Regions from separate parts of the Homo sapiens genome. Here region 1 is linked to region 2. Evidence: chromatin loops called from intact Hi-C (ENCODE). Cell type or tissue: Caco-2. All regions are shown on one strand. Each heading gives the region's core, and the rest is flanking DNA. Links, peaks and the distances in the headings are about the cores only.

Region 1 (4,404 bases), core at 277-4,276, 120 kb after region 2:
CTCAGATGTGGAGAGACAGAGAGAAGGGATAGTGCCATCGTTAGCCACCACGAGGGGGTTCCCAGGAGGCAGCAGGAAGGTCCTAGGTGCCAGACAGGGCTCAAAATGGGAGGTGGAAATATGTCTGGGCATTGGCGACATTGCTGCTCATGGCCATGGAAAGGAAAACATCTGAGTACAGGCCTGACCACCTCCTCACTGACCCCAGACACTATCCATTCCCTCCCATGCCTATCCAAAGACAGAACCCTCAGGTGCACTCACTGGCCAGCACTTTCTCAGACTCCTACCTCTTGGTGGTTTCAATTAGTGTCTTTCACACTGAGAGCTGCGACTCTCATGCGTTGGGAAATCAATTTAATAGGTCACAACCAGCATTTTAAAAGCAGGATGGAATCCTGACAAAGGTCTAATATCCAGAGCCTACAAGGAACATAAGCAAATTTACAAGAAAAAAATAAACAACCCCATTAAAAAGTGGGCAAAGGACATGAACAGACACTTCTCAAAAGAAGACATTTATGCGGCCAACAAACATGAAAAAAAGCTCAACATCACTGAACATTAGATAAATGCAAATCAAAAAGATAACGAGATACTATTTCATGCCAGTCAGAATGACGATTATTAAAAAGTCAAGAAACAAAAGATGCTGGTGAGGCTGTGAAGAGACAGGAGCGCTTTTACATTGTTGATGGGAATGTAAATTAGTTCAACCATTGTGGAAGACGGTGTAGTGATCCCTCAAAGACATAGAACCAGAAATACCATTTTACCCAGCAATCCCATTACTGGGCAATTACCCAGAGAACCATAAATCCTTCTATTATAAAGATACATTCACATATATGTTCACTGCGGCACTATTCACAATAGCGAAGACATGGAATCAACCCAAATGCCCATCAATGATAGGCTGGATAAAGAAAATGTGGTACATATTCACCATGGAATACTATTTAGCCATAAAAAGAAACAAGATCATGTCCTTTGCAGAGACATGGATAGAGCTGGAAGCCATTATCTTCAGCAAACTAACGCAGGAACAGAAGACCAAACACCACATGTTCTCATTCATAAGTGGGAGCTGAACAATGAGAACACATGGACACAGGGAGGGGAACAACACACACTGGGGCCCGTTGGGAGGTGGGGTGGTGTGCAGGGGGAGAGAAAGCATCAGGAAAAACAGCTAATGCATTCTGGGCTTAATACTTCGGTGATGGGCTGATAGGTGCAGCAAACCACCATGGCACATGTTTACCTATGTAACAAACCTGCACATCCTGCACATGTACCTAGGGACTTAAAATAAAATTTAAAAAGAAATTAATAAAAGCAGAATGGAATTGAATAGAAAGTATTAGTGTATTGCACATTGTTAGTGAAGACACTGCTTTGAAAAAGTTTAGTTTCAGAAAAAGACATGTGTGTGTGCGTGTGTGTGTGTGTTGGTGGATGAGCAGTGCCCCTCACTGCTGTGATGCAGGAACTCAGAGCCTCCACTCTACCTCATCAAGCCCAGAAGTGTTGCCGACGGCGGGACACTTGAGCTGACTCTGGAGATATGAGTTGAAATTTGCAAAGAGGAAGACAAGAACAGAACGTATTAAGATTATGGAGTTGTGAAGGGGGCTGATGTGTCCAGAGAATGGGGAGAAGGTTTACAAGGTGGGTCTCAGGGGTGTAGACAAGACTGTTCTGTATAATTGCGCAGGTCCACCCTGAACAAGGATGCTCTGCTGAAGGCACCAGGGGAATCTAAAATTCAGCACGGGGCTGACGAAGCCTTGTGCCATGGTTTTTCCAATTCACACAAAGATGCCATCTGCTGGCCAACCTGTGTGCCTGCAGGGCCAGGTCAGCCCAGTTGAAGCATATTTTTCTACTTTAACTGAGGGTCCCTATGGGCTAGAGCAGGCTTGTGTAGGCAGAACTAGCTGGGAAGGCAGATGGGATCCAGAAAGCAAAGGAAATTTCTCTGGGCAGAAAAGTGAATGTTTCACCATCAATTCTTTTTTTTTTTTTTTTTTGAGATGGAGTTTCACTCTTATTGCCCAGGCTGGAGTGCAATGATGCCGTCTTAACTCACTGCAACCTCCACCTCCCAGGTTCAAGCCCTTCTCCTGCCTCAGTCTCCCAAGTAGCTGGGATTGCAGGTGCCCGCCACCAAGCCCGGCTACTTTTTAAATTTTTTTTAGTAGAGACGGGCTTTCACTGTGTTGGTCAGGCTGGTCTCGAACTCCTGACCTCAGGTGATCCACCCACCTCAGCCTCCCAAAGTGCTGGGATTACCGGTAAGAGCCACCATGCCCGGCCATCAATTCTTCTTGGTCTGGACTTCTCCCCATTTCCAAGTTGGGCTCCCTACTGAGATTCTGAGGTATTGCTCCCTTCTTAGAGCACTCCTAACCATTCTTGTCTTCTAGCTATGGTCTGCTCCTTTGTCTCCTCAAGACAGCCTCTCCAGAATCCCCCACAAGGACGAATTACTGCCCTCATTCAATCCTTCTCTTGGTCCAGGCAAGTCCATGTTCATGCATGTGTCCTGCATGCAGGGGGCATGTGCATCCTTGCATTTCAGTCACTCAGGTTTCTCGTGTGTGCTCAGCCCATCATTCACATGGAAACACCTACGGAGGGCCACAAAATCTGTCGCTTTGCAATTTCATATAGCTGCCAGTGACTAACAGACCACTAATGGTCCATTAGTGAACCATTTGTGGTCCACTAATGAAGGAGATCAATGTATAGATGAGAAGTTGTAGGATGGGTGCCAACGAGCTGGGCGTGAAGGAGCTCTATCCAGGGAGGATTTTCAGCCATGCAGGGGTATATATTACCCCCACTCGCATGCCAACCTCCCCGACATCAGACATCAGAAATATCCATAAGGAAAAGCCTTCCAGGCCCTAATCAGAGACCAGACTGGGAAGGTGAAACCTTGTGGCTTCTTTTCTTATTGATAGATAAAAAATGGATAATGTCTTCTTTCTCAAGAGCATATTTAGATACAGGCCAGGGAGCATGAAGATGTGAAGTATCTGAGAAAGGACAAAGGAACCACTTATGGAAACAAGACTTAAAAAAAGAAAAAGAAAGAGCACACGGAGGTTGGAAAAGCCCCTCCCAGCCACTGTCACTCCACCATGCAGTTTCATGCTCCTCTACCATGAAGATTTTTTCTCCTTCCAGACATCAGCTACTCCTGATAGTCAACTTCCTCACTATCCATAAGCAACTTTAGACTTCACCTGGGGGATGGGGAGGTTCTGGGAGACGACAGGATGGAAATTAGCAGGGTCCAGGGTTGAGAAAGGAGCAGAGGCTGGTGTGATGAAGGCCGGCTTGCCAGATCAGGAGCAGAGGTTGGGTATAAGGGAGAGAGCAAAGCCCTCCAGGGCAGATAGAGCCTGACTCCCTACCACGTGTTGCCGCCCCTTCTGAGGGAATGCCTAGAAAGACAGATGGATGCACACAAACACACACCCAATAGCAAACACTAGTCAGCATTGCACAAAATCTGGTGGAAGCCTGGCACCACTGTGGACACAGGAGCTGCAAAAATGAATGGAAACAAGACAGCAAAAGCAAAGATAGACAAATGGGATCACATCCTGCAAAAATGTTTCTGCACAGCAAAGGAAACAACGAAGTGAAGAACCAACCCACATAATGAGAGAAAAGATTTGTAAACTATCCATTCAATAAGGAACTAATAACCAGAATAGATAAGTAACTCAATTCAATAGCAAAATAATAATAATTTGATTAAAAATGAGCAAAAACCTGAATAGGCATTTCTCAAAAGGAGAAACACAAATGGCCAACAGGTAGATGAAAAAATGCCCAACATTGCCAATCATCAGGGAAATACATATCAAAACGACAATGAGATATCATCTGGAGAGGATGCAGAGAAACGGGAACCCTCATACACTGTTGGTGGAAATGTAAAGCAGAACAGCCATTTTGGAAAACAGTATGGAGGTTCCTCAAAAAATTAAAAATAGAACAAACTACCATATGATCCAGCAATCCCACTACTGGGTATATATCCAAAAGAAAGGAAAGCAGTATATAGAGAGGTACCTGCACTCCCCTGTCCATCGCAGCACTATTCACAATAGCCAAGATACGGAATCACCCTAAGTGTCTATCCGTGGATGAATGGATAAAGAAAATGTAATACATACACACAATGGAATATTATTCATCCACAAAAAAGAATGACATCCTTGTGTGTATGTGTGTGTGTGCATATATATGTATATATATGTGTGTGTATATATATGTGTGTATATATGTGTATATATATGTGTGTATATATGTGTATATATATGTGTGTATATATATATGTGTGTGTATATATATGTGTGTATATATATATATATAACATTTTCT
Region 2 (4,404 bases), core at 150-4,149:
CACCACACCCAGTTCATACCTACCCCAGTGCCTTTCCTTGGGCTGTTTCCTCCACCTCTATCCTCATCTGAATGTTTTCCTAAGTTCCAGTCTACCTTCAAAGTCTCAACCCCTCCCAGTCTCATCTTGTCTCCTTCTAATAGAAGGAGGATTCTCAGCCTCCTCCAACACACGATGGTTCTCCCTTCCTTGGACTCCTCTAGCCCATCCACTATCGATGCTGGTGTGTAATAGGGTATCCAGTGCCTGCTATAGCCAGTGACTTTTCCTATGTATTGTCTAGCTCCCCACTCTGAGTGTAAGCTCCTTGAAGGCAGGAATCGTGCCTTCTTATGCCGGTTCCGCAACGGGCAACCAGTCAATCTTTGATTATCGTGAAGATAGACTCAAGCACGCCTGTAATCCCAGCACTTTGGGAGGCCGAGGCAGGTGGATCACCTGAGGTCAGGAGTTCGAGACCAGCCTGGCCAACAGGGTGAAACCCTGTCTCTACTAAAAATACAAAAATTAGCCAGGCATGGTGGCAGGTGCCTGTAATCTCAGCTACTCGGGAGGCTAAAGTAGGGAGAATCGCTTAAACCCAGGAGGCAAAAGTTGCAGTGAGCCAAGATCATGCCACTGCACTCCAGCCTGGGTGACAGAGTGAGACTCTGTCTCAAAAAAAAAGATAGAATGAAGCAGTAAGAGGTTGACATGAAATAGAACTTTTTTGATTTAAACAAAAACCGTTTATTTACTGCTGTAATGTTTAGTCTGTTCTTTCATTCTTTTTCTTTTATTTTCTATAAACCACTTGGTCCTTGAAATTCCTGTTGGGGAAGGAAAACCTGTAACTCCTGCAGCTCCGATTGAAGCAGAACACTTGAATAGACACACCGTGCCCATTAGAAAATGCTGCTTCTCTTCATCAACTTCCCCTGCCATGCCGTGATCCCAGGTCATGCTGTAAAACCATGGAGGTTGAGGAGGCCACTCTAGGGCTGAGGGATTAGGATGGGTCAGGGAAGCCTCCTGGAGGAGATTGTGGAGTCTTGAAGTGGAGACTGGGGAGTGCTCCTGCACACAGCCTGAGGGAAAACCTGCTGTGATGTACCTGTGTGTAACCACATCATGGTTACAAGGCTGGCCTATCACCTGCTTGGAATGGACAAAAAGCAACTTAAACTGAAAAACAAATACGAAATGATTGTGTTTGGAAAGTCATTTCTAAAATGTGACCTAAAGTGCCTTTTAACCTCTTTATGGCTCAGTTTACCTGTGGAGATTATAATTGTACCTACCTCATAGGATAGTTGTAAAGTTTACCTAAAATAAACAAAATGTGCTGTATCCATACAATGAAATATTATTCAGTCATAAAAAGGAATGAGGTGCTGCTACGTGCTACAACATGGATAAACCTTGAAAACATTATGCTAAGTGGAAGAAGTCAGACACCAAAGGACACATATTGTATGGTTCTCTATACATGAAACATCCTGAATAAACACATCCTAGAGACAGAAACCATATTAGGGGTTATCAGGGGCTGGGGAGAGAGGATAATGGAGAGCGACTGTTAGGTATGTGGTTTTGTGGGGTGTGATGAAAGATGTTCTGGAATGAACTAGTGGTGATGGTTGCACAACATTGTGAATATATGAAAAACACATTGAATGATTGTACACTTATAAAGGGTAAATGTTACAGTATGTGAATTAACCTTAATTTTTTAAGCGTAAACAAATAATACAGACAATTGGCTTGGCACAAAGCCTGGCAGATATAAATGCTCAGCAAATACTGTTAAGATTATTGGAAAGGGCAAGATAACAGAAAACACTTAGATGTAGTCTTAAACCCTGGCTATTCCACTCACTAGGTGTGCTGAGTGACTTTGGGCAAGTTATTTGAACTCTTAGATGCGGCTTCTGCAAAGGTTAATTAGAAGTGATAACCCATTCTTGTTAGAAGTATTAGGTAATATATAAAGCTCCTTTGCACAGTGCATGGCATGGGGTAGATGCTCAGTAAACCATATTCCTCTTCCTCTTTATTTCTTATTAAATCTCATTCCTGCAGAAATCCTTAGAACACAGTTCTAGCTGGCCAGAAGTTGGGGGTTCCATCCTTGGAACTAATGAGAACCCACCAAGGACGCTTACTGGAATCATGCAAAGTGCTTTCCCAAAGCCTCAGGGCAGAATAACCAGAAGAGCAAGTGAGGACTGCTGTTGGGAGGGGAAGCCAGAGGTCACAGCAGGGAACACAAATCCACACCCTAGGTCTCCGCTAGGCTGCAGAATAAGTCCAGGGGTCAGGCCCAAACAAAGTAAACAAGATCTGGGAGCTGAGACAAACCATTCAGAATAAAAGCCAGGAAAAAGGCAACGGTGTTAGGGCCCAAGGCAAAACCAGGCCTGTTTATTTAAAAGACATTAAACTAGATTGAGCCTAAGACCTGATATCTGTTATTCTCAACTAGTCAGTAAATCATTCTCCCTGTCTAGAAGCCTACGAAAAGAAGAAGGAGTCAGAAGAGAGAGGGGGAAGGGCAGAGTGGGTCCTAGGGAACTGGGCACAATTAATCATCACCACCTCTCCCTGGACAATGCAGCTCAGTGTGCAGCAGTTGGGGGTGGGAAACTCTTTCTTGAAAATTCTTCGTCTTCTTATCCCACAGTCCAACAATCCTGCCAAAATGTTGCCACAGGATAAATTTAAGGACAAAATGCAGTGATTTGTTAGATGCAAAATCTCTGAGATGGGAGGCTTTTGCTCAAGAGTTGAAATTGTTGCATTGATAAATGTTGATGCTGTCTACTACTGCTGGCTGTCTCAGGAGTTTGGGGAAGGAGGGAGATTTTCATCCCATGAAGAAATTTCTCCTAGTTGTCTCTTAATCTGTTCTGTGATCAATATTAACACTGCCAAAATAGTTAAACTCTTTTTCCTTGTTGTCACCCATCTGTGTATGAATTCATTGCTAAGGCCACATACAGGACAATAAAGTGTCTGCAGATAAAACAAGGGAAGATTATTTTTATTTTTATTATAATCCATAGAGAAGATACTTGGTCAGCAAAATAAATGACACCAGACACCTTCACTGCAAATGGTGGGGCTGATTCAGTTTTTTCTTCCTTCATTCTTCAACAGAGATCCATTTCCTTAAAGGCCATCATATTCTGAGGCAGAGACATGCACATGTGTTTTTGCTTAGGGGCTGTGTCTGCAGTGATGTCCAGACTGTTTCTTGGGGACCTGGCCAGCACAACTTAGGAGACATTCTGTGTTTCAATAATTTCTGCTTTCGGAAGAGCATACTGTACCTCCAGGCAGAGTCTGAGGTTTGGAGCCCGCCGGGAATGCGACTATAACAAAGAGTCCTGAAAGCCTTTGGCTGCTAGGACCAAGCAAGTTCTTTCTGGCAGCACTCCATTTACTGATTTGCACATTCACCCACTCCCTGACACACAACCCACTTACTTCTACAAATTAAATGCACATATGTGCAAATTCATGTGCATCTCACACACCAACACATACACATACATACCCAAACACCCTTATGCGCACAGTTGAAAATATACCACATGCACACATATACATTGCTCATGTATATGGGAACAAGCATAAAAACCCACGGATGTACACATGCTTGTACACACACACATTCTTTATGCACATGAACATGTTGGTCCTCATATCCATGGCAGGAATTCTGTGACAACTTTGCGGTGTCCAAATGATACTAATATTTATAGTCTTCTAGACAATTGTGCCCTGCTATAAAAGTGACATTTTTTAGGAGACACAACGAAAACAATAACAGCAATTGTCTCACCAATTGTAAGGCACAGTCTATAAATCACTGTGCCTTACTCCCCAACAAAAGAAAGAAGCAAAGCATTGTTCAGAACAGAACTGAAATGTGACCAGGTATTAAGATTGGAAAGACTTTCGAGCGGAAAAATCAAGGCACCGATATTAACACAAGCCAGTAAATAAATAGAGTCTGATTTGGCCACCAGCAACTTCTTAAACTTCTGGTTTAAGGTGGATGAGGATTTGAGAGTGATGTTATGGTTTGTCAACCCACACACATCTCTGTGGCTTTCAAATAGAGACAGCCTTCCTGAGTTCCTTCCAGCTTGGGGATACTATTTTTGCTAATGGCATTTTTAAGGGTCCAAACAGGCCATTTGCTTACATAAGAAATGCAATGGAAAGAGGCAACATCTTTTTTGTTGTCATTTTCTAGTTTGGCAAAACCACATCTTGGAAGTAAAGCAGAAATTTTGGAGGCAGTTTACCTAAGACCTCAAACCAAAATTTACAAACAGCTGGATAAATTCTTTAATGGGGCTGTATTTGTTCCTAAATAGTTGGCAACAGGAAGTATAATTTTCTTAAATTCATCCC

Evidence for each region. Peaks named below come from ENCODE experiments on the same cell type or tissue, not always from the same donor. Only the 100,000 strongest peaks of a DNase experiment are listed, where the experiment ranks them.
Region 1: it touches region 2 in a loop (4-fold over the local background); 1 of 110 quality-filtered maps calls a loop at or near these places.

The regions. Positions count from the first base shown.
Region 1 is chr2:118,200,332-118,204,735 of GRCh38, reverse strand. The region is part of intron 2 of LOC105373578 (a long non-coding RNA gene); the gene reads left to right. Among named protein-coding and RNA genes, the nearest start is that of THORLNC, 16 kb to the right of the region's middle. In Caco-2, for the core only: a CTCF peak has its summit at 1,821 (motif pointing left); a DNase peak (open chromatin) is centred at 1,825.
Region 2 is chr2:118,319,784-118,324,187 of GRCh38, reverse strand. No RefSeq gene overlaps it. Among named protein-coding and RNA genes, the nearest start is that of THORLNC, 140 kb to the right of the region's middle. In Caco-2, for the core only: no CTCF peak of the experiment used is centred there; a DNase peak (open chromatin) is centred at 2,257.